Regions from separate parts of the Mus musculus genome. Here all the other regions are linked to region 1. A link is a loop called in an ENCODE intact Hi-C map of the cell type or tissue named here. Cell type or tissue: heart. All regions are shown on one strand.

What was found. Peaks named below come from ENCODE experiments on the same cell type or tissue, not always from the same donor. Only the 100,000 strongest peaks of a DNase experiment are listed, where the experiment ranks them.
Region 2: a loop joins it to region 1, with 3 times the contacts of the local background. A loop is called at or near these places in 7 of 42 quality-filtered maps.
Region 3: it touches region 1 in a loop (8-fold over the local background); 14 of 42 quality-filtered maps call a loop at or near these places.
Region 4: it touches region 1 in a loop (3-fold over the local background); 12 of 42 quality-filtered maps call a loop at or near these places.
Region 5: it touches region 1 in a loop (2.2-fold over the local background); 3 of 42 quality-filtered maps call a loop at or near these places.
Region 6: a loop joins it to region 1, with 6 times the contacts of the local background. A loop is called at or near these places in 4 of 42 quality-filtered maps.

The regions. Positions count from the first base shown.
Region 1 is chr10:37,139,237-37,144,236 of GRCm38, forward strand. 5930403N24Rik (RIKEN cDNA 5930403N24 gene) reads left to right here and starts at 296. Exons shown (of 3, transcript NR_166104.1): 1 at 296-1,509. In heart, no CTCF peak of the experiment used is centred here; DNase peaks (open chromatin) are centred at 755 and 2,005; H3K4me3 peaks cover 2,920 bases; H3K27ac peaks cover 2,691 bases.
Region 2 is chr10:37,191,562-37,196,561 of GRCm38, forward strand. No RefSeq gene overlaps it. Among named protein-coding and RNA genes, the nearest start is that of 5930403N24Rik, 55 kb to the left of the region's middle. In heart, no CTCF peak of the experiment used is centred here; DNase peaks (open chromatin) are centred at 2,780, 3,320 and 3,660; H3K27ac peaks cover 376 bases.
Region 3 is chr10:37,335,574-37,340,573 of GRCm38, forward strand. Gm26535 (a long non-coding RNA gene) reads left to right here. Exons shown (of 5, transcript XR_871577.1): 4 at 1,811-1,943; 5 at 2,248-3,375. Among named protein-coding and RNA genes, the nearest start is that of Gm26535, 19 kb to the left of the region's middle. In heart, no CTCF peak of the experiment used is centred here; DNase peaks (open chromatin) are centred at 1,948 and 2,798; H3K27ac peaks cover 1,085 bases.
Region 4 is chr10:37,229,758-37,234,757 of GRCm38, forward strand. No RefSeq gene overlaps it. Among named protein-coding and RNA genes, the nearest start is that of Gm26535, 87 kb to the right of the region's middle. In heart, no CTCF peak of the experiment used is centred here; a DNase peak (open chromatin) is centred at 2,324; H3K4me3 peaks cover 670 bases; H3K27ac peaks cover 3,087 bases.
Region 5 is chr10:37,248,289-37,253,288 of GRCm38, forward strand. No RefSeq gene overlaps it. Among named protein-coding and RNA genes, the nearest start is that of Gm26535, 69 kb to the right of the region's middle. In heart, no CTCF peak of the experiment used is centred here; a DNase peak (open chromatin) is centred at 1,983.
Region 6 is chr10:37,858,458-37,863,457 of GRCm38, forward strand. No RefSeq gene overlaps it. Among named protein-coding and RNA genes, the nearest start is that of Gm46220, 200 kb to the right of the region's middle. In heart, no CTCF peak of the experiment used is centred here; a DNase peak (open chromatin) is centred at 2,784.

The sequences.
Region 1 (5,000 bases):
GACTCGCATTGACTCTTGCCGGTCTATATCCGCGTCTGTCTCTAGCCATTCTCTCCCCTCCCCCATCTTTCCCGTGTGTTTACGTGTATAAGTGTGTATACGAGTGTTAAAGACAATGGGTAGGATTTGTGTGCTAGCAGCATTTTTTCCCTCCGCACTCCATAAGGGTTTCACAGATAGTGCGCAAGGATTTTTTTTTTTGGGGGGGGGTGTTTCTTTTTTTAAAAAAACTGCTGCAATTGTTAAATCGTCCCACACTGAAAGGTATTTAAACCACGAAGATCGAATTTCATCTAGCAAGATCTCCAGTTGGAATTAGGTCTGTAGGCCAGATGTGGGAAACGCAAAAACAGCAAACAGCCTAAGCCATGCTCGTTCCTTTCTCTCCTAGAGGCGTGAAATAAAATATTTTGAAATTGGTCCTTGGAGCACCTCAAATCGCGTCTCTCCAACTATTCCAATTACCGATCACTTTTCCACAAAACATTGTGAGGACCATTTTCAGAAGATCGAAACTTGCTAGCATGTTATCACTGTAAGAAACGACATCATTAATTTTCCTCTGTGGTAAAACTAGACCGAGCCTTGAGTGTACGAATCCATATTTACAGTTGGGAGGCAGCTACTCTCGTCGACACGGGTTGTTTTCCTAGCCTGCTGCCAACATCGGAGGGACTCTCATTTTGAACTTGTCTGTGCACAGCATCAAGTGTGCTCCTGGAAGAGAGGCAACAGCGAGGAAATCCTAAAAGACCGAGTCCTAGTCTCAGAAGAAATCGCCTGCAAGGTTGAGAGACAGAAAGAAAATCCCTGGAGACTCCACGTCTAACCCAGGCTAAAGGCAAAGCTCTACAGCGGTGTGTAGGATATCTCTCTCGTTCGCTACAGCCCTTGCCACCGAAGTACCAGACGCTTTTAGTGTGTGAAAGACCAGGCGTTGATTTAATGTATCTGGAAGGGAGAGGGGATAGAGGATGCAACTTAATAAATATTCCTCTAGTCTCGCTCATGAAAACATCCAAAACATCTTTCGGCGTTTGCATTTAATGACTGCAACGTGAACGATGGAGGCGAGAAGCAGTCGAGGGAATGGCTCGTTTCTCTTAGTGTTGGCTCGGAATTGTCAAACAGTTACTTTCTGTTCATTGTAGGGAAATAGGTCACACTTTGAGTGAAAAGGACAGTTGGTTCAAGCCAATAACCCTTTGTTCAAGTGCTGTTTGACAGTCCCTGAGCAGAACATCGTTGCGTGAAGTTTCATCTCCTGTCCAGTACCTTTAGATACATTATTAAATCCCAAAGTCATATTCCACGGAGCGCCTGGAAGGAATATTTCGTCGAAACGCGTCTTGCCAACCAACGTGTTAGCACCCGTAAGGAAGCCTGCTGGACTGGCCCGAGAACCCGGCCGCCAGGATGGACACGAATCCCTCATTAGCAGTTCCAACTTGAAAAGTCAACTGGGCTGGTCCAACACCACCATCCAGGAGATTCCCAAAGGCTCAAAAGGCAATCTGTGCACCCACCCCACGGGAACCTTGCCCCTTCCTCTGCGTCTCCCTCCGGTTTTAAATTGGGATGATTGCTAGTTCGCTTTCGGATTTTTTCTCCCAGACATTCGGGGGCTGCTTTTGTGGCTCCTTTGTTAACAGGCTGTCGTGCAGCTTTCCCCCCTTTTCTTTCTCCAATGCCTATTTGCCTGGTATCGGCTCGTCTCCGGGGCAACCGCGGGGAAGATTCGGAGCCCCAGGCGCCGGGAGGGGGAAGGGGCGGAGCCCGGCGGAGTGGGGGCGGGGAGGGGCGCGAGAGGAGGGGCGGAGGGAGTGGGTCAGGAGGAGACCCCAGGACCCACGAGGAGCAGATGGCCGCTCCGGGGCGGAGCCCGTGAGCGTCAGGGGAGCGGGAGAGCCAATCCGTCCCTGCAGCAGCGCGGGAGAGAGCCAACGAGAGTAAACACGCGGGCTGTCCCCCCCCCCCCCCCCCCGCGGTCCCTACTTTGCAGCTGAAGACGTGATTTCCTTTGGATAAGAAAGCTCATTGCCAGTGTGGTTGGAAAGCTGGCGGTCCCCGGGAGAATGGGTTGGGAGGCGGGTTTGGGCGGAGCTCTGAAATCTCCCTCTCCCTTTCCTCCCCTCCCACCCCGACTCAGGCACCCACTAAGCCTGGCGAGAATGGAAGAGGCGGGTGGATGGGAGAGCGGGGCGGGGCTGGGAAAAGGGAAGAGATTGACTCTTGCTATGAACCTTAAGGAATGCCAGCAAGCTATTGGAGCTGCTGGTCTTTACCTGCTGCAGTTCCCCTACAGTTTGGTGGTCTCCCCGTAGAGTTAAGGGTTTGGGGGGGGGGGGAGGCGGGGAAACACCCGCCAAATGCATTTATATAAGTGAGATTAAAGAACCCATAAGGACATTAAAAATTGGAAGCAGGCGCCTATAGCCAACTCAAAAGGGAACACAGACTTTTATTCTCCATTTGCACTGTTTATGGAGGGATGTGGTGTGTATGAGTGTACAGAGTCTTACTGTGCAATACAGGCTGACCTCCAACCCTTTGGAGCCCAGACTAGTCTAAAACTCATGATTCACAGGGTCTATTTCTCAACTGCTAGCGACTAACAGGGGTGTGCTATTACTGCCAGCTCTGTGCTCCCATTTATTCTGACCTGGTGGCACCATAGCTAAAGGTGCTTGCATTCAAGTCTGAAAACCTAAATCCATCATCCCAAGACCCAGATGGTGTGTAGATAGAACCAACTCTTGAAAAGGTTCCCCGACCGACCCTCACCCCTGGCATACACTACACAAAAATTTAATGTAATATGATGTAGTAATCTGTATACGGTCTTCCTATACAGATTACCACCAATGCATCTAAGATGCACCACAGAAGAAATCAGAGGTCAGGATGGTTTAAAATGTCAGTTTAGGGCAGAAGAGCACTTGCCATGCAAGCATGAGGACCTGAGTTCAAATCCACAGCACCTGTGTAAAAAGCCAGCCCAGGTGTGTGAGCAAGCCCAGTGCTGGGGGAAGATCTTTGAGCCTTATTGGCCGACAGTCTAGCTCTAGGTTTAGTGAGAGAGTAATAGGCACCTGATTGCAGAGAGAATATCTTGTGTATTGTATGGATACACCACCTGTCAATTAAAAAGCCAATGGCCAATGGCTTAGGCAGGAAATAGGTGGTGGGACATCTGGGAAGCAGAAAGAATTCTGGGATAGAGCCAGGTGTGGGAGATTTGCCTGGGAAATTTTGAAGAGACGGACACATGGTACTTGAGCACAGGTAACCAGCCATGTGACAGAATGTAGATTAGAATAAATGAGTTATGTTTAGTTATGATCTAATCAGAAAAGAACATAGCATTATGGCCAAGGTATTTGTAAATATGTTTTGAGTCTGAGTCTTATTTCTGGGATCATGGGGCTGGGAGGAAGAACCAGGCCCAACATCTATATCCGATACCTCCTCTGACCTTCACATTTATGCACATGGGCATGGGCCCTCCACACACCAGTGCATACACCACTACATACGCACTTGTTTATAAAAGTATGGAATAGTAAGAATTCTAAGTGCAAATGTTTTTAAAATCCAGGTCATAAGAATATGCAACAGATGGCAGGTAGGGTCCAAAAAATCACTCTGTGTAACTTGTGCTATAAAAGGATGAGCAGAAGAAGAGAGACTGAAGAAGGCTGAAAAGAAACTCTAAAGTAGTAGGGTAAAAAGTAAAATCAGGAGTATAGTCGGGGAAATCATGGTAGATGTGGTACTGAGGAGGAACGGCTCATTTTGCCAAATGCTAGAGGCTAATCAAGTAAAATAAAGACTGAAGACATTATAGACATTATTGCTTTTATTTTTCTTTTTCCAAATGAAGCCTGACTCTAATCCAGGCTGTCCTCGAACCCACTATGTAGTCCAAACTGTCCTTGTGTTCTCAACAATTTTCTTACCTCTGTGCTCCAAGTGCTGGATTCACAGGCAGAAACTGCCATATCCAAACTTCTAGAGCAGTTTTTGTAGCATGCTGAGAAAGGACACATGTTTAGGGCTTGAAGTGTTGAGCGTAAATGGGAACACACTTTTAATAAATAAATAAATAAATAAATAAATAAATAAATAAATAAAGCAAGCTTGACTGAGCAAAGAATTTAGAGAGACAAAGCAAATTTTGTTACTGCCTTGAGTAAAGATATTAGAGCATGTTTGATGGGCTAGAAATGATTTCAGGCGAAAGGAAAATGTTATAAAGACAAGAGAGGGAAAAACTGTGGACAGGGCTGAGATGGCTCAATTGGTACAGTGCCAACCCAGAAAGAAAAAACCATGTTCAGATCTCCAGTGCTCATGTAAATTCCCTGCACACATCTCTAACCTGTGTGCCGGGAGTAGTAAGGGAGAGAAAGGTGGATCTCCCAATCACATTGGCTAGTCTGTCTAGCCAATCAATAATCTCCAGTTTCAGCATGCAACCCTGTTTCAAAAAAGTAAGATGGGGACCAGTCAAGGAAGCCAATGTCAACCTCTGACTTGCACATGCAGGCATACATCTGTGTATACCACAAATATGCAGACTGCAAAGTGGAGAATGGGTTAGGATATTCTTGGAAAGGTAAGAGGGGGAGAAGATATGCATACATATATAATATGATATATGTATACCTTGTTGAGACTTGTTCAATGGACTTCAAGTACTCTTGAACTCTTGGCTAAGGATCCCTTTAACTATTGATCTTTCTGCCTCACTTCCTACGTGCTGGGAATACAGACCTGGCTAGGAAATTAATGGACTTTTTAAAGAGGCTGGGTCAATTGAAGTAATAAGGAAAAGGGGGAAATTTGCTAGTGGAAAAATGAGGAAAAACTCCCTTCTGGTGGTTTCTCTTTTCTCTTGACGTCATGAGCTGAGAGTTAAGGAGACCAGAGAGATCTGAGGTTTTGTTTTGTTTTAGCAGATGCAGAATAGTGCCTGGGAAGGTGCAGTGTTGAAACTT
Region 2 (5,000 bases), 52 kb after region 1:
AGGTTCTGCATAGTATGGAAAGTGGGTCCCAGACCTCAGATAGTGTCAGAATCATCAGAAGTCATTTAAACACAGATTGGGGCTGGGGCTGTAATCAGTTGGTATAGAGCTTTCCTAGAATACATAAAGACCCAGACTGCCGACTCAGCACTGCATAAAATAGGTATGATGATGCTTATGTGCAGTTTCAGCACTAGAGATGTATGGGGGGGGGAGGGTCAGAAAGTCACCCTTGGTTACACAGAGAGGTTGAGGTCTCCTTAGATTACATAAGACATCCATATGAAAACAACAACAACAACAACAAGTGGGAACCAAGTTAATAAAATACTGTGTGTGATTGTGTATGTGTGAGAGGGAGAGAGACAGAGACAGAGAAAGATAGCAAGAGACAGAGAGAGAATGCAGAAGAGCTCTGTACCAGCATGTCTGATTCAGTAGGACCCAAGGCTGTTTCAAATTGCCTGGATGCTAAGGGAAAGTGTGAACACATTGTGACAGCTACGGGTCTTGAGCAATCCCTGCATCTCGTGCTTGCTAGTTGACTTCTTTTCAGTTCACACTGCTAGTGGAGACCATCTCCCCCCACATCTTCTGACCACCATCCCTCCTCAGTCTTCACCCTGCTTGACTTCTAACTGCTTGCCACCATACGCTCACCCTCCTCCTCCCCCACACCTTCTCCTTTTCTTCATACAGTCAAGGCTGACCTCAAAGTCACTATTAGCTGCATAGCCAAGGCTAGCCTTGAGCCCCTGATGATCCTTCTTCTCAGCCTCTGAACTGTGGAGGTTATGGGTAATGCAGCACACACCTGGTGGGTGCTTTTCTTGATATTCTCATCTCTCACTACTGTAATGGAATTTACCCTCTTTGCTTCTCACTTCTCCAACTCTTGGACTCTTTTCTATTTCCTCTGCCTCAGAACTGTGTCTTAGTTTAGCCTGTCATCATCTCCAGTGCGCACATGCCATCCTCCTCAGAGCTTGCCTCATGAGGCTTTCTGTCGTAGTATTAAGACTCCAGGGCAGTCTGCTGCCTCTTCTACAGTGATCTTCCTAAAGCACAGATGGGATCATGTTAGTACCTTGCTCAAAACCCCAGCCACCCTCTGGAATCTGGCCTTAGCATTTTTCCTCACCATACCTACTTTGGGATCTTCACAGACACACTTCAAACATGTCCAGTCCCCAAGGCAGCTACAAGATTTTTTACCTCCATATATCTTTTTATGTTACCAGCTTCTCCAAGAATGCTCCCCATCCCCCACAGAACCCACTTGTCCAGTAAACATCTTCCCACCTGCAGGCCCTTCCCTTTGAACAGTTTTGCAACCACCCCAGGAAACAGTGGTCATGTTCTTCCTGTACACATAACAACACTGTCGTGTTTTCCTGCACCTCTTAGCGTGCATGTGAAATCCTTATAGTTTGCAAAGTTCTATAGGACAGATTCTCTTTTCAGTTTTGTGCTTATTTTCAGATGAAATACTCAAGAAGCCATGATTGTGGCAACAGAAGCTGATGAAGACCTTAGTTAACTGCATTAATTTCCAGAGGCTGCTGGGACAAATTGACACAAATGTGTGCCTTAGAGCAACAGCAATAGCAACAGAAATTTGCTAATTCATAGTCAGTGGAGTCAGAAGTTTGAAATTAAGGTGTTGGTTGGGCCTCATTCTCTGAACATTCTAGAATAGTGCCCAGCCCCTTTCTTAAACTCTACTTTCCCAGTGTTCCTTTGCCTCCGTTTTCACATGGTGCTTTGTGCCCATATGTAGGGCCTGTCTGGGGAATCAGGGACAATGTCTTCCCAATTCCCCCTGCTCAGTTACAACTGCAGAGACCCTTATTTCCAAGAAAGACCACAAACCCAGGCCACGGTGGACTGAAACTGGGTATATCTTCCCATGAGTCACTGCTTGTGCCATCATAATAATTATTAAGAAATAAAGTAAGAAATTTATTGAACTCAATAAATACAAATAAGAGACTGAAGTTGGACACAAGAGACACACCTGTAATCTTAGTCTTCTGGAGAAAGAGGTAGAAAGATCATGAGTTCAAGGCCATTGTTAGCTACACAGTGAGTTCAAGGCCAGTTTAGAATACATGAGATTAATACATTAATACATGTTAACAACAACAACAACAAAAAAAAAAACTTTAAAAAGCTAGAAGTAGAAACTTTCTCCTGCTAGACCTCAATTAGAATTTTTAAGAACTGCACTATCATGCCAAAATTTTTTTTTAAATTAGCTTTCTTCTCTTCACAAATTCTATCATCTAAGAGAGAGAGAGAGAGAGAGAGAGAGAGAGAGAGAGAGAGAGAGAGAGAGAGAGAAAGGCAGAGCCAGGCATGGTGGATCATCACTGTAACCCTGGTGTTTGGGAAGCTGCTTGGGAGGACTGTGGAGAGGCTGTCTGATGAATGAGTCAATAGGTACTGTTTGTTATCTTGGTTGCATGTCAGTAGGCCAAGAGTCAAGCACTGAGGTTATTCTTATTTTTGTCTGAAATCATACCAAATCTCCCTCACGTTAAAAGAACGCAAATACATCCCCTGCTGTTCTTTCTCAACTGATTCTGTTTTGTATCCTTCTAGCAGACCTGGAGGAGAGGGAACTATATATTTCTCTTCCTCACTCGGGGCCTTGCCTTCTCCAGTAAAAGGTCCTCTGGGTGAGTATGAGGGCGGTAGTTGAGACAAGTTCAGCAACAGCTGGGATAAGCAGCTGTGGAAACTGGGAGAGCAGCCTGGGCACCGCGGTGAGGACCAGGTCCAGGTTTCCGCACAGTCCCAGCAGCCCAGCCAAGGCTCTGACGGTCTTCAAGGCCAAGCCAGGCTGTCACAGGGCCAAGGCTTCCTCTTCGCAGCCCAGGAGAAACCTAAGAAAACATAAAACTACCGAATGCCGTATCTATAGATTCCGTCCTCTTTTCTTCCCACAGGAGAACACAGCACAGAGAATTCTGTGATTTGTCAAAACCCTAAACAAAACAGGGCTGCAGTTGATTCCGACAAATGGCCACAGCTGTGGAAAAGTTTCTCTGCGAAACCAGCAGCTCAGCACAAATAGCCATCTCATCAGTTTTATGATCACTTTTCCAGCACGCTCTCTTTCTCCCCAACACTCAGCGACTGGTTCCTTGAGGTCAGGTCCCTTCTTTTAGTTGTGGGCAAGGTGGTTGTGCTTTTCCTATAGTAGCTTCGCTTTTCTTTACACTCAGTTTCCCAGGTTGGTCCATGTGTCATCTCAGTTGACACAGAAAGGTCAACACCGGTTGTATGGCCCTGGGGAGACTTGTTGCTTAGAGGTTGTGACTGGTGCCAACAGTGACACACAGCCCTGTGTCCTAGGCATTCTGATCTAGGTGGGGCCGAACGCTCAGGCCATGAAGCCTGGAAGCCAGGTTGCCTCACAGCTAAAGCCAGCCCAGGTGTGCTGAGAGTTTTCCAAGGTTTGCCTCACTGTGATTAAGTTCGCTGGAACTGCTGCAAAAGTGAGAAGCCCGGAGGAGGGAAGCGAGGTCAATGAAAACTGAACCTCAGCGAAACTCAAGGAATCCAAACCAATCCCAAACCACGTTTTTATGAGACCGTTCTGTGCTGAAAACTGATGAGGTGGATGGTTTTCTGCTGTTGCGGCTTAGTTACCTTCCTCTTTTGGAGGCTGTATATTTCTCTCTCCCAGCACAATACTGTGTCACAACTCCCCCCATACCCGCCCCCGGGGCCGCTTTCATTTTGAGGTCTGTCTGTAGAAGCCTCATTGTCATGTGCAGGCATGGTGATGTTTGTGTTTAAGGCATGCATGGACAAAGAGACTTTTGGACTTTTGGAAAGCATGGTATCAGCTCAGAATTTGAACATAAATGATCTCTCTCTCTTTTTTTTTCTTTTCTTTTCTTTTTTTTTTTGGTTTTTCGAGACAGGGTTTCTCTGTATAGCCCTGGCTGCTCTGGAACTCACTTTGTAGACCAGGCTGGCCTCGAACTCAGAAATCGGCCTGCCTTTACTGGGATTAAAGGCATGCGCCACCACACCTGGCCATAAATGATTTCTAACTTGAAACATGAAGTATGAGTATCTAAGGCAGGGTCTAACATTGGTTACCCTGCATATTTTATGGGTTTTCAGAAGTATCCAATGAACAGGAAAGTAGTAAAGCTGGAATTAATGTATGGTTTCCAATCAATGCGCACTGTACAGAAGAACTTTACGATATCAATAAGACACCTGTTTACAGAGTCTAGCAGGTAGGTTAGTTTAAAGCTAGTTTGTGTAAGGGATTACAATGTTTATGTAATGGTTAAAGAAGAGGAAAATGTTAGCCTTTAATTCCAGCAGTAAGAAAGCAGAGGCAGGTGGATCTCTTTGAGCTTGAGGCCAGCCTGGTCTACAAAGGGAGTTCTAGGACAGTCAGGGCTCTTTCAGAGAAACTCTGTCTCAAAAACAAACTGTCTTAGTCAGGGTTTCTATTCCTGCACAAACATCATGACCAAGAAGCAAGTTGGGGAGGAAAGGGTTTATTCGGCTTACACTTCCATGCTGCTGTTCATCACCAAAGGAAGTCAGGACTGGAACTCAAGCAGGTCAGGGAGCAGGAGCTGATGCAGAGGCCATGGAGGGATGTTCTTTACTGGCTTGCCTCCCCTGGCTTGCTCAGCCTGCTCTCTTATAGAACCCAAGACTACCAGCCCAGAGATGGTCCCACCACCCACAAGGGGCCTTTCCCCCTTGATCACTAATTGAGAAGATGCCTTACAGCTGGATCTCATGGAGGCATTTCCTCAACTGAAGCTCCTTTCTCTGTGGTAACTCCAGCTGTGTCAAGTTGACACAAAACTAGCCAGTACACAAACCAAACCAAAATGCATGGAAAATCAACAGGAAAACGTCAAACTTCAATGCTTTGTATAACTTTAAATGACAGAGTATTCAAAAGCCAACAGTAGGAGGTGGAGAGATGGCTCAGTGGTTAAGAGCACTGGTTGCTC
Region 3 (5,000 bases), 200 kb after region 1:
AGACATAACTGGTCTAAGTACTGTGGATAAGTGACTGAATGCCCAGCCCTAAGTGAGATATCTGTGTCAACACTCCATCCCCGCACTCAGGACTTGTTCCAAGAGAATAACACCTAGGGCGTGAGGCAGAGTGCTGTGAAATTCTGTCTTTTTCATATGACATGACCACTGCACCCATGAATTCAGAATAGCTGTGGATACCTGCAGATCTATGCAAGATTAAGCCAGTCAACATTCTTGCATGAATGTAGGAGTGACTCATGAGGCACTACCCCTAACTGAAAATTGTATATGTACCAAGATGAGAGAGGGCCCAAGAATTTGGGGGTGGGGTGGAGAAGAGGTGGAGGGTGTAGGCCCATGCCCTGATATTTATATTTATGTGCATATAAGGAACACTAATTAGGCCCATTTGAGAGGTGGGGAGAGAGGGAGGAAGGGAGGAATGAAGGAAGGAAGGAAGGAAGGAAGGAAGGAAGGAAGGAAGGAAGGAAGGAAGGAAGGAAAGACATGAAGTTCGGATGGGGACCTGTTGGAGAGGAAAATGTGTTGGGATAGGGCCTTGAGGGAGTTGGCAGGACAAAATGGAGGTGGGTATGATTAAAAGATATATACATGTATAAAATTTCAATGAATTAATCTAAGGAGCAAAGATCCCAGAGCATCTGAGGAAATGCCTTTTTGAGCAGCCAGAGCATGGTCTAAGCTCACCTACATTGTGTTTTTTTTTCAAGCAGGCTTGACGATTTATGGGTTTAACAAGATTTCTCTGGACATGGAACTGTCTACAAACTAACTTAACACATTAATTCTGTCATGCCATAAGACCCTTAGTGCCCAGGGTGAGGTACAGAAACCCCATGGCTCAGTGAGGTACAGGGGAGGACTAATTAATTAAACAAATATGTCTTAAATATCATCTTAATAATTCTCTGAATGCTTTGTATTGCCCATAATTTGTCTATAGCACAATTACACAGTTCACCAATAAAAAATGGACATATTAGGGTCTGTGATTGTATTATTTTAACTTGGTAAGGCAGACTTAAATACAGCAAATGACCCTGGAACTGGTGTCCTTAGCCGTAGAGTCCTGTTCAGTCCAGGCTCTATAACAAAAACTGTTCCAATAGCCTGTCCTGACCTGTGAGAATTTTAAACATCTTCGGACCGAACTTTTCCTTTCATTGCTTCAAGACACAGATGGCATAGAGAAAACCAAGACATTAAGAGTTCAGTGTTCCCATCTTGGACCCCAGGCTCCTAAGAGTTTGCATATGTAGTAGGTGATTCATCCTAAAATTTTTTGTGTATTTCTATTCCTCTGATTACAGAACAGCTTCTTGTTCAGACATTTTCTAAGGGCATCAAAGGGCAACTAGAAAAATCCAGTGGAAAAAGCATTCGCAGCAGGTTAATTAGTTGCAGAGGAGAAAATAGAAGTGCAGTATTATTTGTTAAGACCACAATAGGAAGTGTGATTGTGGTGTCTGTATATTATTCCATTATTGAAGGAGAGGGTAGTGCTAAGTGACTGAAGTCCTCCTTTGAGGCTTGCTGATCTTCTCTATAAGGAGGCTGCCTCTTACACAGGCAGGACTTAGCAGGTTGCCTGTCAGGACAAGCCCAGAGGTGGCATTACTTGGTGTTTGCTGATCAATGACACTTTGGAGTTCTGAGAACTCAGGCTCAAGGAGTGACTCCGGAAGCTGAGCTGTGTGGTTTTGCCCTGGGATCCTCAGCCCAGCACAGGATTGTGATTTAGTGCCTTGTGACTCAATATCCCCAAAGCTTATTTGCTTTTCCTCAGCCTGCAATGCCCAGAAAGGAGTTGGTGGCAAGTCACAGACCACACCCCAACCTTTCAGTCCTTTTGCTAATTTCTGCTGCTTCACTTCAGAGTCCCAGAACAACAGTGTGATGACTCACCAGCCTTACTTCCTGTAAGTAATCATTTTCCCACGGTGAGTGATGGTTTACTCCCGGGGTTGGGGGTGGGGGTAGGAGGAAGAATGTTGACTTGATTTTTTTTTCCTGTGCCTCATTTCTGCTGACAGAGAGCTAACTTTGAGTACTTTGTCTCCATTTTCATGGTCATCTCCAAAACACAACTTTAAAAATATTTTAATTTGTTAAGCTAACTACCCTGAAGTGTATGTTATCAGTAGGGAACAAGATCATGATAAACCCAATACATAGTTTGTTTTTAAAAATATTTAATGGTGATTTTGTAATTTTCTTACTTAGTTTGGCGTGAAATGACTTCCTGTGGAGGCCAAAGGCTGAAGAGACCCCCATTGCAGCCCCATTCTATGTTGAGAGAGCTGAGACCTGAAGCACCTACATGAGTTGTCTGTTTCTACACAACTAATTGATAACAGATTGATTTGGGCCAGGGACCAGCTAATTTTAGGCTGTGATATTCTATAACCTTATGGATGATAAATAGACCTAAGCTTATCTGTGACTTGTCACAAGGAAACACATAACCATAAAACTTTGTGATGAGAGTATTTCTTTCTTTGGACAGAGGAGAATGGGAGAAATCATGTCTGTTTCATAACACGTGTTGTAAGAATAGGTGGGAAGGTGCTCAGAGTTTAAGCACACAGTAGGTGGTCAGTAGTAACTCTAATTATTACAGAGGACCTGGTAAGGTGTTCTCTGGTTCTCTGGGGCTTCCTTTCACTGGTTTCTGTTCTCCTTTAGGCTGTGGAGTGCTTTCTCCTGCTCAGCAAGGCTCAGTGCTGAATTTCCTGTGACATTTGCATGTGAGTTGTCTCATTTCCCTGAAACCCTGTCACAAGCCCTGGGGTTGCTTCAGAGAAAGATCTGAAACCCCTGTCAGGGAAGTCCCATGGAGAAGTATTGCCTTCCCTTCTGGAGTTTACAGCTCTCTTCCAGATAACTGGCCCTTCCAGCTATGGCTCCAGGCCTCTGATAGGGCAAACGGTGGTGGTAGCCAGGGACTATCCCCAGGCTCTGCTTCTAGCCCTTGATCCTTTTATCATCCCCTTCAGATGACTTCATCTGACTTTTCCCTATTTTGTTCTTTCCCTTTCACCCTCCTCCCTCACCAATGGAAATTTAGAGGGTTCTGAGATTCTTGGGGAACTCTGGGGCTGTATAGCTCTTGTCCTCACTTCCTCTAAACATCACAGGGGATTCCTAAAGCAAATTGATGGCCCAGCACCTCAGCAGGCGCCCTCCCCCAGGATGGAGTTACCACATAGGTGGACTCTTCAAATTCTGTTTTTGAGTTTTAACTGCAACGCACACACACACACACACAGTCACATTCATTCATTTTTGCAGTGTTTTCTGTTATTTATATTTAAATTTTCTGTAATTTAAATGCCATGTGTCACAATAAAATAGTCAATTTAATTAAATGGGTTTATTGAATTATGGTATGTATGCCTGCATCTCTGTGTTTGTATAAGTATTTGTGTGTATGTATTTTTTTATGTGCTTGCACATATGTGGTATGGTTATGTCTGTATGGATATATATATATGTGTGTATGTGATTATATAATACATTGCATATATGGGCATGTTTATGTTTATATGTGATGTGTGTATATAATTGTGTATTCTTTGTGGTGTACATGTATGTATATATGTATATATGTTTATGTGCTATATGTGCATATGTCTATATGTATGCAGTACATATTTATATGTGTGTGTATGGGTGTGTGATATGTATATGTTTGTGTAGACACATGCCTGTATGTTTGTGTAGTTTGTAAATGGACATGCACATATATTTGTATACGTGTGACATATATATACATATATATATATATGTGTGTGTGTGTGTGTGTGTGTGTTCATACATAAACATATATATATAAATGTTTGTGTATGTCTGTGGGTATGTATATATGGGTATATATGAGTGTGTATGGTACATAGATGTGTGTTTATATTTTTGTATCTACATGCCTGTGTAGGATATATATGGATGTATAGGTGTATGTTTTTATATGATGTGCTTGTGTGTATGCTATGTGTATGTGTCATATATATATATGTATGTTTGTATATTTGTGTCTCTGTGTGTATATACCTTTGTGTGTATGTGTATATGTGTTTGTTTCAGGTTTTCCATGTTGTATCACCAGGGAATTTACCTCTTGAGGGTCTGTCACAGCACAATCTGTAGCACGTGAAAAGATACAGCTTTGTGCTAAGTGCTTTGAAATGACATTGAGTAACATTAAATATTGCAAAAGCATAAAGGAGGAAACAGGATCCGAGCTGCAGCTCAGCTGCAGAGTGCTTGCAGAATGTGTATGTATGTGTGTATATGTGTGTGCACATGTGTGTATGCATGTGCCGGTATGTGCTGCTTTGTGTATGTGTGTGCACATATGTGTGTATGGTTATATATGTGTATGTACATATGTGCCTGTGTGTGTGCATGTAAGTGTGTGTGTATGTGTGTATGAATGCATGTGTGTGTGTGTGTGTGTGTGTGTGTGTGTGTGTGACCCGATAAGTTTCATTAGGGCTGTTTACAGGAGGGGCTGTTTACAGGACCCTGTGCACCTTACCAATGAGTGACTACTGAAGAAAATGTGTCTCCTTCCCCATGTTAAATAATATCTTTCTATTAATCCAGAGGGAGGAGTAGAATCCCATGATCCCCACCCCACATGTTAACTGGCCCCATCTTGTGGAAATCATGTCTGAGTAATTATGCTGTTGTGACTTCAGGAGTGTTACAGTTGTGTCATCCCTATCCCCCTTTCTCTTGGTCTTGGGTCTCTTCTCTCATCTTCCACCATGTTCGCTGAGACTAAAAGGGGGTATTGTAAATGTTCCATTTCTCGATGAACATTCAATATTCATCTTATGCTCAGCACTTTAACCAATTAAGAGTCTTTATAGTCACTGTTGACCACTATAAGAAAAAAGCTTCTTTGGCCAGAATTAATAGCAGCACTATTTTATGGGCATAAACACAATTAATTAGAAAGCAATTTGACAGGT
Region 4 (5,000 bases), 91 kb after region 1:
ACAAACAAACAAACAAACAAACAATCAAACAACAAAAACAATTAAGAAATGAGGCCACAAATGTGGCTCAGTGTGTACAAGTGCTGGCTAGACAATGCACTTGTCAGAGGAACTAAGTTTGTCACTGGAATCCAGGATGGAAGGAGAGAATAAACCCTCAAAATTGTTCTCTAATCTCCACATGTGTACTTTGGACACACATATGCCAGTGTTCAATGCAGACATACTCATACACACATACATAGCCATAAACACACACACACACACACACAGACACACACACACAAAGCCATATATATACATACATACACACATACAAACATACACACACATAGCCATAAACACACATACAGAGCCATACACACACATACACACACATACACACACACACACACACACACACACACACACACACACATACATAAATTTGACATAGGGCCTCAACATATAGCTCAGGCTGGCCTTGAACTCACAGAGGGTAGCCTGCTTTGCTGCTTTGCCTCTAGAGACCTTCAAATATTCAAATATTAGGATTGATAATATGTGCCATTAGGCTTAGTAAATTGTCAGATATACGTGAAGAGGCCATTCAAAGTAAAATAATAAAATTACAAATGGAAAATTTTCATTTGCTCATCTTTCTCCCTCCTTTCTTAAGACAGGCAATCTCCTTTACAAAATACTCTCTTTATTACCACCCCCCTGAGATTAGCTCAGAAAACAAGTGGCTTTACTCTGGGTATAGAGCTGTGTGTGTCATATGTGTGAGTGTGTGTGAAGACTTCCTGTACTCTGTAACCTTCTGGTCCTACTTACTCTTTAGCCTTAGGCTTATTACCTCTCCCACCTTTTCCTGTTAGGAAGCACAAGGTAACTGTCTAAAACAGCTCAAAGGCTACTAAAGCCAGATAGTGATTTCACTCACCTAAAATCCTGGCCCTCAGGATGCTGAGCAGTAAGACTGAGAATTCACGTCTGGTCTGGATTGTGTATAGACAAGAATCAGAAGAGACCACTTGGCACAATTCTCAAAAACAATTGGAGAAGCTGGCTCCATCTGCACTTGGTAGGCATACATTATTTTATTAATTGCATGTTTGTGGAAGTGGCAAAAAGACACACTATGATTGTGGACATGTCTTTTTAATTTTTTAAAATTAAATTGTTTATTTATTTAGTGTGTGTGTGTGTGTGTGTGTGTCAGACTACAGCTTTGTGGAGTTTTTTTTTTTTTTTTTTTTTCCCCATTCATCTTTACACGGGATTGAACCCAAGGTAGTCAGCCTTGCAAAACAAGCCCCTTTATCTTTACCACTGAATCATCATCGTACCAGCCCTTCTTACCAGATTGTGGACATTTCTTAGACTTAGTCACAAAACTAGATTAGCAAAGTTTCCTAAATATCTTTCTAAGTAGTTATAAAAAATACCAGGCTCCCTCCCTTTGGGGGTTCCTTCTGAGGACCACTTGCTGAAGAAGAATGGGTGACAGAAGAGGTCAGTGTGTCTTGGGTGGTCTAGACTTTGTTCTGCAGTGAGTTAGTCTAGGCCGCATTCTAGCCAGTCATTTCCCCCATGTACCCAGATCGAACCAGTCTGACCCAACCCAGGCTCCCGCTCAGCTCTACAGAGTGCTCCACGCCTGGGGCAAAGTGAAGGCTTGGCAGCTATCAAAGTCTTCACAACTTAGAAGGAAACTAATAAGGGCGACCACACACCAAAGATGATTTTCTTTGTTTTGCTGTTTTTGTTTGTTTGCGTATTTGAGACAGAAACTCACTTTGTTTACACCCCAAGCACTGTGGTTACAAGTATGGACCAGCATACCTAGCTTGGATGGCATAGTTTAGACCTGTCAGAGCATGTCAAAAATAAAAATAATTAAAAAAAATGGAGTGACTTTGAGCTTATTGTACATATTAGTTTATTATAGTTTCAAAATTATTTAAAATTTTAAGAATTTTCTACAGTCAATGAAGGCCCTGTGCTAAGCAAACAGTTTTAAATTGCTGAATCCCTGTTACAGCATGTGGAAGAGAGCAACTTTGCTCTGAATACACTTTCGTAATAAAAATGTATTTAAGACTGAAGTTATTTCATCTTGTTTGACATTCATAATTAGTACATATTCAGTAATCTGTAGTTTTTAAATGCCTAGGTATGACTGGGGGAGGATGGGGGAGGGAGAACTGAGGAGGGGGGTTGTGGGCAGTCAGAGATTAGCATGGCAGGGTTGGCTCTTCCCTGCTGTAGAGCAAGGGCATCAGCAGTTTAGAAGGGGAAGTAGGCTTCAAACCAAACAGCTGACGCTGAAATCAGCTGGTGGCGGGCCTGGGCGGGGGAGGGGCGAGGGGGAGGAGGGGAGGGGGGAGCGCAGCCTGACTTCCTCTTCATTCTTGTTCTTTCTGCCTTTGTCCAGGGTTAGCAGCGCTTCGATTCCCTATTCTGTTACCCAGTTCCTGGGAAGACACCCTGCCCCCATCCCACCACCACCCCTTCCACTCTTCCTTCTGGGGCTTATCTGCTCTGGCCAGGCAGTTGCGTAGTGAAGATATGCAAACTGTGAAACACACAAAAGCACCTTAGAGACATCTAGAACATTTGCACTAAACACACGCAGGAGAATACAGCGCAACACATTACAGCCTCTTGGGCTCATTTTATTCTGCTGACTTGGAACCAACAGGGAAAACCCCTACCGTCCTTTGCAAGTCCTTTTGTTTTTTTAAACTTCCTCTCCAGACAGCAGAGCAAGGGTAACTAAAAAAAAATCCAATTCTTTACGATGTCTTTTAGTTATTTTGTTTAAATGTTTAACAACTTGTTCATGAAAAGTCTCACAAAAGTACAAGAAAGTCGGCTACATTGTTTAAATCTTATCTCACATTCCCTGCACGTCAGTCAAAATGGAATTACAGCACATTAAGATGGCTACTATCAAAACCATAAACAGAGCCAGAAGATTCCAAGTGTTGGAGAGGATGTGGAAAAAGCAAGATTTTGTTCACTGTCAAGGGATTGCCTATCAACAGTGGTGTGGTGGTTCTTCAAAGGCTAAAAAGGAGGTGGACATGGTAGGGCACGGTGAGACGTGCCTTTAATTCTAGCCCTGGAAAGGCAGAGGCAGAGTGATTACCAGTCCCACCTCTGACTTGAGTACATGCTCCCAATGAACTGGAAAATGGAAATTAAAACTATGCCATCCTTGAACTCACAGCAGACTTCTTCTCAGGCTCAACATGGGAATGTTCTGGAATTAAAGGCTTTAGAGATCATGCCTTTAAAGTCTGTGATTCACACTTCCAAAGAGATAGTAGTCTTAATGCAGGGAGTCCTGATATCTGCTGGGATGGTGATGGAAAGTTATAGTCATGATACTAAATGAGATCAGCTGGTCAGAGAAAGATCTCCTTACATGTGGATCCTAAAGCAGTCAAATGCATGAAGGCAGAGTGGAGTGGTGCTTGCTAGGGGCTGGAGGAGTTGTTCAATGGATCCGGATCCTCACATAAAAGGCCTAGGGCTGGGCATCTTGAGCTTGAGACCAACCTGGCTAAATAGGGAGACTGTCTCAAGACACAGTTGTTTAAGTAGAGAAGATGAAAATAGTTGAAATGGAATTTAAGGATGGAAGAATAGCAATGGAATAGTTCACACCAAATTTTGTGTTGTGCGTATTTTCCAATTAAAACTAATTTTAAAATGGCTAAGATGCCTTTGTGATAGCTCACTGGGTAAAGGTTCTTCCTGCCAAACCTGATGATGTAAACTCAAGGCCCAGGAGCCACATGAAAGGAGAGAATTAATTCCTGAAAATTGTTCTATTAGTCTATACATGTGCACACACTTACACATACACATTCTCTATCTCTCTCATACACACACACACACATACTCACACACATACACACATCATCATGAAAAGTTTTAAGGGGTAGTTTTTCCCACAAAAAAAAAAAATACATAAAGCCAAAAATAGAGCCTCAGGTTTCATAGCTTCATGTCATCACTTAATACAAAAGAACAGCAGGTACATTTATCGAAATTAGAATTTAATGTTGTGGACCACATGACCCCACACCACCCCATCCCCCACTCCCCCAGGCAAGGTTTGAAATAACACTTGTTGATGTTGAATGGTTCAAGGAGTACATGTGGTTGGACAACGTCACCTTGTTCTTTTCAAGACAGAGAGAGCCCGGAGAGCCTGGCAGACAAGCCAGGAGAGGTGATGCCACTGTTACCTAACCCGGTCAGCAGTGTGCTCTACTGTGCCCACTGGACCCTGTACTCTTCAGGGTCCTGCTTCCTCCTGGTCGAAGCTACTCCTGTAAATGGCTACCCACAAAACTGAGTTGCTGACTCTGAGAACAATCCCTTGCTATGTGAATTAACACCAAGCAGGCCTTCAGTGTGATATGGATCTTCTGACATTTAGGTTACCAGGCCAGTAGTAGCATGGGTTATTAGGAGAGAAAGCTATGATTATTAAGGAGGTTATTTGGCAATAGGAAAAGCAGTAAGCATGCTTTGATTTCAGCCTCCTCTCCCTAGGGCCCACACATTTAATGATATCTTTTTACGCTGCACTAGGACGTGGGGAGGAACGGGTATGATTATCTCTACTTTATAGAAGGTGAAACCGAAGCACCGGAAATCATTTGGCTTTGGGACAGTGACTCACTGGTCAGGTCAAAGCAGAAAACAGGCTTCCAGGCTCCTAGATCCAGGGCCTTCTGGCTGTAAATAGTTTGCTTCTCTTCTGCTGATCCTATTCCACAAAGCCAAGCCCTGGAGGTTCCAAGCAACAGGAAAGGCTTGTACTCCCATGACCGCTCTAAGCAGAGAAACCCCCTATTGTGGGGTGCCTGTCAGGGCTGAGAAACTAGTAACTTCAGTGTGACTTGGAGAATGTGAATTTTCCTGATTTCATTTGAATGGAGGGGTGGGGAGAGGGAGGAAGTGGGGGGGAAGACAATTAGAATTTCACTGCACTCCAT
Region 5 (5,000 bases), 110 kb after region 1:
AATGGTGTTTTGCTGGGGCAAATACCTGAAGGAACATTTCATTAAAATGGACACAGGTGAAAGGCTCAGGCAGACTAGTGTGGGAACGTTTCACTGAAGCAGACAGAGGAGAGAGGATGTTCTGCTAAAGCAAGCACGTGAAAGGACACGTGATGAAGGATTCTCTGCTAACAATGCACATATATTGGTCTACCTTGCATTTCATAGTTGAGCTGCATTTGTCAGGACTCCATAGAGAAAAACTGCAACAAAAAAATTCTGGCTGTGTGCTGCAGTTTCTTGCTGCTTCCTTATACTCGGGCTGATTGGATACACATGCTGAGTGAGGCAAGACATGTCGAGGACATGTGATGTTTGGAGGGTATAAATAGGATTCCAAGGAGTGACAGAGACAGAGCTTGGCTTGCTAGTACAGCTAGCTGTGCAATGCTTGTGGGCTTGCATCTTCATTTCCCTGAGAGAGACACAGCTGAGAAGTTCTCCTGGTGTCCCTCCAGGTCCCTCCTTCTGACTTGAGCTGAGGCTGAGGCCTGGCTGTCTTTACTAGGTCATGTCACTGCTGTTGCTAACCCTATTCTACACAACTGGATAGCTTGTGCATCCATGAGGTGTTTGCGAGTGGATGGAGCTACGGCTGCCTGCTGACCTGTGAACTAAACTACTGATTTCCAGACAACACAGATAGGAATTGCCCCAAAGAACCTTTCTAAACTGGTCTACTTCCCCTTTCTATTCCACTATCCCTGGCGGGTGGTGGGCTAAAAGGAAGGTTAGAATGTTTAAGAACCATCATTAAAAATGAAGTTTGAAAAAAATTAAAGTTACAGGAGAGGTTAAGGATGAAGAAGAATTCTTTACCTGCCACCCGAAGACCTGGAATGTGATTGGCAGCTATGTTAATCTATGGGTTTAAGACCTAGCCCCTTCAGAAGTCCTTCGATGTGTGCACTTTGCAGAGGCACTCAACTACTTTGATTCTGTGCTTTCCTATTTTAAAAGTGGGGATGGTGGGAAAGCGTGACCATAGGCCACTAGGCAGGCATGTGGAATAGCACCCACAGACTAAGAGGGAGAATGATCTTTATATAATAGTGCAGTAGGCACACTTTGAAAACAGTTAATGGTTTAATGTCTCTGTGGGTAGTTAACACATTGGAGCATCTCGCAGGTAGGTGTGTGTGTGTGTGTGTGTGTGTGTGAGAGAGAGAGAGAGAGAGAGAGAGAGAGAGAGAGAGAGAGAGAGAGAGAGAGAGGTGTGCTTTTGGGTTGAAACCCCAAATTCATGCTAAGCATGCACTCTACCTCTGAGCCACAACCCCAGCCCCAGGGTGACTGTTTCCATTTGGCAGCCCCAGTTTCTCTCTTTCTCACTCTCGCCAGCTCATGAACTCTGTGGCTTAAGCGCTCCACTGCCTTCTCTGTGGGTGTCTCTAGGCTTCCTCGTTGCCCCACAAACTTCTAGCTCTTACTTCTCTAACTTTCTGACAGAAAATACTACATAGCCGACATGTCCTGGCATGAGTACTGTTCTGAGTTAGCTTCTGGTAGCAGGGCCACAGTCCAGAGAAGCAGAGGTAGAGGTGAGAGAGGAAGACAGGGATGGGAGAGGGAGAGGGAAAGAGGAGATGGTGCTGAAAATTGATAATTGGTAATTCCAGCATGTGGGAGGTGGAGGCAGGAGTCCAGTGTCCTCTTTGATTATGTTGTCCCAGATCAACCTGGGGTTGACACACATACACACACACACACACACACACACACACACACACACACACACACACTCATGAGGGTGAACGAGAGAGAGAGAGAGAGAGAGAGAGAGAGAAGCAGAGAAGGGTTGAGAGAGACAGAGAGAACTACTGTACCTATTAGCTAGATGGAAACATTCAAGAGAGAAGCAGCATTTTAGACAGGATGTCTTCAGTTGCTTCCTCTCCCTTGCCCGTCTGATGTAGCCCTGAACTCTTCTCACATTCCAGAGACTTTGCCAAGTTCTGCCTCTGTCCACCCCTTCTGGATGTGCTGACTCTTCAAAACAGAGAGGAGACTCTGCATACTAGGAGAGATCTAGGACACGGCTCAGGGTTTATTTCACAGCTGTTTTTTGTTAACCTTGACTCTAAGAATTTTTCCTCCAAATAATTTATATATCAAGGCAGGATGTAAGTCTGAAGGGAGCCATATTCTAGATGTGAGCTTGCTGGGTGCAGAGCAGAGCAGGAAAGGACAGAATTTCTTTAGCAAATTAAAGCTGGTGGCTATTCACTTTTCATTTCTTTCTCATTCTCCCACATTTTTCTGTCCTCCTCTTTCTTGTGTTTTTATTGAGCTTTGCCATGGGCAACCCCAACTGGAGTGACTTGTGTTTCTGGGATCACCTTATACCTCTGTGGGCATGAGCAGCAGCACACAGAGGTATACAATTGAAACCAGCAGGTTCTACCTGCTGTCTCTAGGACAGCTATGATGATGATGATGATGGTGATGATGATGATGATGATGTAATTTCTATGGATGGAACTCAGGTCTGCATGTTTGCAAAGCAAACAATTTTCTGACTGAACCATATCTCCAGCCTTTTAATTACAATAAATGCCTGCTGTTTCTAAGGATGCAATCCCTGCATACAGTTTGCCTAGTGAACCCAGTGTCCAGCGGGACTGCTGTTACTTGCCAGACCAAAGCCTTTCTCTGCAACAAAGCCTACCATTGTGTCCCAGTGTAGGCCCCTGATCTTTCCCAAAGGGCCTTTTTGAACATGTGCACTTATTTCCATCCCACTATGGGCTGGATGCAATAATAGCTAGAGAACCATGGTAACTTGCCTTCCCCCTCTGACCATTCTGCAAGTGTTATCTGGTGCTCTCTGAAAGCGACGCAGGCAGCTGGACTCTGCAAGAGCGTGTCTCCTCAGGGACTGTGCTCCTTGGTGCCTCTGTCGCAGGGCAAGGGAGGAATACAAAGCTGAAGGTGCCAGTGTGCTCCTTGACTCAGCTGTCCCTGTCTAATCCCAGCTCACAACTGGATGTCCTGGGGTTTGAGTCAGGGCTCTCCTCCTGGCTACTTTCCAGCTGTTTCCAAATGCACTTGAGAAAGTTCCATGTGATGTTTTTTTCATGTAGCACCTGCTTGAACAATCCAACAGTCACGTTCTTTTCTCCTCTATTATACTGTACATCTGTTATTTTGCTGACATGGAAGCCAGCATAACAATTAGATTCATTCTTACCCAGTAAGTTGATTCCAGCGAAGCTTAAGAGCCTCAGTGGAGGTTTTGAGTGTTTATTCAAAGAGAGAACAAAATAAGAAATCCTGTCTATGAAGAGTTTTGGGGGTTAAGTTAGTGGCATGTCTTTACTGAAGGTCATTTCATGTCCCAGTGGCAAGGGGATGAAGTTAGCACTACATGAGAGATAAGAAGATAAAGGTGATCAGGAATCCCTTTGTCTGGGTTGGTTTACTTTCTCTTAAGCAAAAGTGCATTCAGGGAAGGGAAATTTTCTTGTTTGTTTTTGCTTTTTGAGACAAGGTCTCTCCACATAGCCCTTGGTTGTCCCAGAACTTGCTATGTAGAGCAGGCCAGCCTAGCCTTGGGACTTATAGAGATCTACCTGCCTCTGCCTCCCAAATGATGACTGTCTAGGGAAGGTCCTTTCTAAAGAATGCTTCATTATCCATCAGCAGAGCAATTTGAACAAATGCGAGAATCTGACATGTGCCCCTGTGAAAGGCTGTTCCACTCCCAACGGGGTTGCATGTCACATGTTGAGAACCATTGCCTTAAAGATAGCATTGAGCAAGGGAAAACTTTAGTGGGATTGAGGGCCAATTACTCGGGGCATGGGGAAATAAGCCATTAAAGCTTTGGCATTTAGTGTGTGCAGTGAGGTCATTGAATGGTCCTAAACAGAAGAAAAACATCATTTGAAGTATATTTATTTCTAAGTGGGTGACTTGAACTAAACTGGCAGCATGGGAGTGAGCAGTGGGCACAGTCTGGCCATTTTTGAGACAAGTGACTTAACAATGAGATATCCAGCTTGTGAGGACAGTGGCAGGTGGTTCCTTTTCCTCCTGGAGTTCTCAGTACCCTCTTTGCAGTGTAAATGAAGTTATTTTCCTTTGAAAAGCAAAACAAAGCAATGTGAAGCCAGAGGCCTGTGTCTTTACAGTGTATTCAGGTGGCTGAAGCAGGCAACGGCCACCAGTTTGACTCCAGTCTGGGGTGTAGAGTGACATCTTGTCTCAAAAAAAAAAAAAAAAAAAAAACAACAACAACAACAACAACAACAACAAAACAGAAGAGGAAGAGAACAATGGGAAAAGCCATAAACTAAATCTGAATATATCTATTAAGTTGTTCCAAAGTTTTCTTACATATGTGTGGTGGTGGTGGTGGTGGTGGTGGTGGTGGTGGTGGTAGTTTTCCCAAAGATTAACAATGATCAACCTCTTGACACATATCATTTAGTATCATTCATTTAAGTATCCCGACATTTATTTACATGCCAGATATAATTTCTCAAAAGCAAGAGCTAAAGTGGCCTTCCCACAAAGGATCCTTCATAATACATGTAATTTCATTTAATATTGTAATATTTTACAGTTACTTTATACATTGTTGAGTCAACAGCCTATGACATGATATGTATATCATTTTATTTCCTAGAGGGGAAGAGATATAAGTAATAAATAAGCAATAATAGAATGAGAAAATATCCTATTTAGATGATAAAATTAGCAACTAGACTAGTGTAGTCCAATAGACATTCAATCCAAAAAACAATTTAAACCACATCTGCACTAAGAAGGAATAAGAAACAGGTAAAATTACTTTTAATGATATACTTTATTTTGTTCAACATAAGTAAAATAGCATACATTCACCATGTAGCTAATATAGAATTATCAATTGAGTATTATCTACTATGCTAAATTTTCCAAATATAGTGTGTATTTAATTCTAAAAATATATCTTTCATATTTACTTTTTTTTTTGA
Region 6 (5,000 bases), 720 kb after region 1:
ACACACAGAGAGAGAGAGAGAGAGAGAGAGAGAGAGAGAGAGAGAAAGAATATACCAACAGTTGGTATGGTATGTAAGATTCATGGTGGATATACCACACTGGGAAAAGGAACACTTTTCTGAATTTCTAAGTATATGCTATTTAGATAATTAGTTCCTATATATAATACAATAAAAATTTATATTCTATAGCTTACTTGATTACTGAAGACTAAGAAACCCTTAAAATCTCACAGATGTATTTCTTTATTAATTTATGAAAAATATCCAGAGTAGAAGAATAGGGTTCTTTTATGTTTACTAGTCACTTTTAATAAAAAAAGAGAGAGAGAAATTAACATCAAAATGAAATGCATCCCACTGACTATAGTACACTGGGTTAACTTCTCTTATTTGATGGTGGATCATGGTCATGTTTTTCAAAGTGTAAATGGGTTCAGAATTCTTCACAAATAACATTATTCACCAATGAAGAGCTTATTCATTTACGCAACTTATGATTGTGGCAGTACAATTTAAAAATAATTTGACATATGTTTCCAAATTGAAACAAATTTAGAAGACAATAGCTTTAAGCAGTATTCATGTTTATGAAAAAATGTATCTTTGATACAACTTTATTAATTCCATCCTCACACAATCATGATTTCAGCTTCTTAAATTATAAATTATTTGGTTTGATAATTTCTAAAATCTTCACAGTAAATCAATTGTCAATTAATAATTTTATGGAATAAAAGAATAAAAGTGTTATACTTATACTTTAAAAATGATGCATACCCAGATAGTGAGACAAGGGTGATATACAGAGGGTCAGGAAATTAAACAGATGTGTAGCAATGGAGGATGGAGGACTGGGGGTAGCCACCAGAAAGTCCCAGATGCCAGGAAAGCAAGAGGCTCCCAGAACCCAACTGGGATGACATTAGCTGAAATATAGAACAAAGGAAAGGGAAAATCTATAGAGACCATATCCAGAATTTAGGTAAGGCCCCCAGGTGAGGGATGGGACCACCCACTCATCTCCAAAATTTTAACCCAGAATTTCTCCAGTATAAAGGAAATATGGGGACAAAATGTGGAGCAGAGATTGAAGGAAAGGCCATACAGAGACTTCCTCACCTGGGGATCCATCCCATGTACAGACACCAAACCCAGATACTATTACTCATGCCAAGAAGTGCTTGCTGACAGAAGCCTGATATAGCTGTCTCCTGAGAGGTTCTGCCAGAGTCTGACCAATATGGATGTGGATGCTTGCAGCTTACCATTTAACTGAGCATGGTGACTCCAACACAGGAGTTAGGGCAAGGACTGGAGGAGCTGAAGGGGTTCGCAATCCCATAAGAAGAACAACAATGTCAACCAACCAGACACCTCCCCCAACCCCAGAGCTCCCAGAGACTAAACCATCAATCAAAGAGTACATTTGGAGGGACCCATGGCTCCAGCTGTATATGTAGCAGAGGATGGCCTTTTCTGGCATTAATAGGAGCAGCAGCTCTTGAAGGCTCAATGCCCCAGTTTAGGGAAATGCCAGGATGGTGAGGTGGGAGTGCGTGGGTGCATGGGGAAAGCACCCTCATAGAAGCAGGAGAATAGGGAATGAGATAGGAAGTTTGCAGAGGGGAAACCAGGAAAGCAGATAACAGGTGAAATGTAAATAAGTTAAATATCAAATAAAAAATGTAAAAAAAAAAAAACAAAACAAATAATACAGTGTTAGATTCTGATAGCTCATCTTTTAGTCTTTCATCATTTATCTATCTCTATGCCTAGTTACCATCCACCATTGTTCTATCATCTATATAACATTTCATCAATATATTAGTCCATTAGTATTAAGAATATAAAACAAGCTGGGCATGGTGGCACACACCTTTAATCCCAGCACTTGGGAGGCAGAGGCAGGCAGATTTCTGAGTTCAAGGCCAGCTTGGTCTACAAAGTGAGTTCCAGGATAGCCAGGGCTACACAGAGAAACCCTGTCTCAAAAAACAAACAAACAAAAACAAACAAACAAAAAGAATATAAAACAAAGTTTACATGTACCAAGGACATAAACACAATTACATGAACACAAATTTAATTGTGTGAGCTAGAATAAAAATCTCAGTTTGAAGACTACAAACCATTTTTCCTCTGAACACAAATATAGTTTCTCCTCCTCTACAAGTACTTCACAGAGAAATCAAAAATCAAAATCGAGTACAAAATACAGAAACATGTTTTTTTATCACCTTCCCCATGGTGGCTCCTGCTCTACTTGAAAACTATGTCTGGACAGACTTATTTGTAAGAATTCCTTGAGGATCTTTTATGTTGAATAAAATGTATCATTTCTCTCCAAAAATTTAAATACATAGAAATAGAAGTCCAACATCACAAAGCAAACCTAGCCCTTGGTAGTGAGAACCCCTAACATGGAGGTCAAAGAATCCATCTCAATCCTTACATCCTTGCTTCCTTTCTGTTCATGAATTTAGCAATTGGCTCTAAGTGGTCTCCTGTCTGTAGCATTATATACCTCCCAGTGTGACATTAAAGTTGAAGCTGTTTTTCATAGCCAAATAACTGCTTGTGTGGGTGTGCCAGGCTTCTCCTACATGATTTATTCTCTGGTGATTTATGCTAGCTGTGGAGGAAGGGTCCTGTGCCTGCAAGCTGTGCATGTGGATCATGACCACATACTCTTCCCAGGTGAAAACAGACAGAGGAAAAGCAAACTCTTCCTGCAGGAGCAGCCCCACTCTGAAGGCCCCTCCACAGCTGCGAGACGGGCCACCTGGGCCACGGCCCCTTTCAATAGCTGGATATCCTGTTCAGTTTTGCTCCTGCAGAGCTGTCCAGGACAATCGCCTGGGAAGTGAATTGTTACTTTCCAGGGGTTTTAAGCTTGCCAAGATTAGTTAGGAAAACACAGTTTGGGGTTATACAAATTCCAAATATTCTGGCTCCCTTGTTGCCTGAAATTCGAGAGAAAGAAAAAGTATTTGTGGTGTTTGTGAGTTTACATGTGTTTTGAAGCAAGAGTTCCTGTATGAAAATATATAAATTATCAGATGTTTCTGTATGCAAGCCACCACATCCTTTAAAATGGAACAATTAAAATACAGGCACTCCCTGTGTGCCTCTAGGAATAACAAGCCAAAACTGTTCTTAGATATGACAAAGAAACGCTGACTGTGAAGGTCCAAAAGCATTGTTTAAACTTCACTGGATATACAATGGCTTCAAATTTTAGAAAATGTATTCATTTAAAATTGTCTTAATGATCTAGAAAGAAATAGAACTAATAATAAAAAGGGAGAGAGAGAGACAGAGACAGAGAGACAGAGAGAGACAGAGAGTGCTCTGTGACTAAGACCATTTACTATACAGTCAGGAGGACCTGTGTTTAGACTCCAGTACCCACATCACAAACCAGGCATCCTCCAAATCTCTGTGACTCCAATTCTAGCCCTAGCCCCTCAGGATCTTGCCAGAGAATGGTTTTGTGCACTGTGTATTCAAATGCTGAACACTGTGCCCAGAGATCTGGTTGCAATCCAAACATTGGTATCATTTGTATCTTTAGAGCATCTCCTGTCTCAATGCTGTGTAAAGATTGTTTTTCATCACCTCTGATTGGTTAATACATAGCTGATTCAGCCAATAGCTGGGCAGGAAAGAAGAGACAGGACTTTCAGGCCCAATGTGACGGGTCTCTGGTGGGGACCAGAGGGAGGGAGAGATTAGCCATGAGCAGAGTTCCAGTTCCTCACCATGAGGACACTGCCAGCAGGAACAACCAGAGCAAGACTAAAATGACAAATAAGTAGTGGGGCAAGTGGCTGGAAAGTATACCTGGCTGGCATAGTCAGATTAAAATATCTCAGAACCTGCCCATTTTAGTGCCTGGAGTTTTTAATATAAATACAAGGTCTCTATGTTATTTATTGGGGAGATAAAGGGCAAATAGAAAAGCACCCTCCCTCCAATTTACTTTACAGGATCTATGTCTGTCCTCCACATTCAGAGTTAAGTGCACCTACAAACATTTGTGTGGATACACTCATGTAGACACACAGACACATAGACACAAATAAATGGTTCCTTAATAGAACAGAGAAACAATTATAGAAGGGAAAGGCTGTTTGTGTCTTTCCTATGAAGTGAGCCCAACATTTCAAACAGACTCTACAGAGGGATACATTCAAGTGGACAACTGTGTTAGGAAGATCCTTAGACCCGACAACATCAAAATGTATTGCCTTGTCCTCATTTGAAATGGATAAACACGTAAATCTGTAATGCTGAGAGAATGAATGTGTCCAGTTTCTCTCCCCTTCAAATGTGTGCCTTCGCCTTTTGAATAAACATCCTTGTGGTTTCACAGCATGTTTTAAGGTGTGGAGCTTTCTCATTAAAATGCTGAAGTTTTTTGTCCACATTAAAGTAAGGAATATGCCTTTCCTTCTTGTACTATTTTTGGTATAGAGAATGGTCTACAATGAAAGAGTATAGATTAGCAAAGTGATTATCACTCTAAAGGAACTAAAGTTTCTTTCTCTATCTTGGAGGTGGTGAATTGTTCAGTTGACATGGATCTATTTGAAAAGATGACTTTAAATGATTATTCAGGTGTTAGACCTTGTAAATGTGATATTCAGCATTTCACCAAGCTTTATCTTGTTACTATTACCTTTCCTGGAATCTAGAGAGTGAGAGAGATGTCCTAATCAAAGAAACAGTCTGTTCTTATTCCAGGTTCCACCCATATGTGCTAATTCTGCTGGCATCCTCACAAAAATTAAATTCTCTGACATTTATGACAGACTTGTCATCACCTTTTAGATCAACTCTTATCTTTTTTGCTCATCCAAATCAGAATCAAAATGGCTACCATTTTAAGAGGTACACACAAACCAAATTCAAGAAGGAATCAAGAAGTAACTAAATACTGGGTTTAATTTAAAAGTGAGAATTTCCACCTATGATGTACATTCCATAACCTTCAT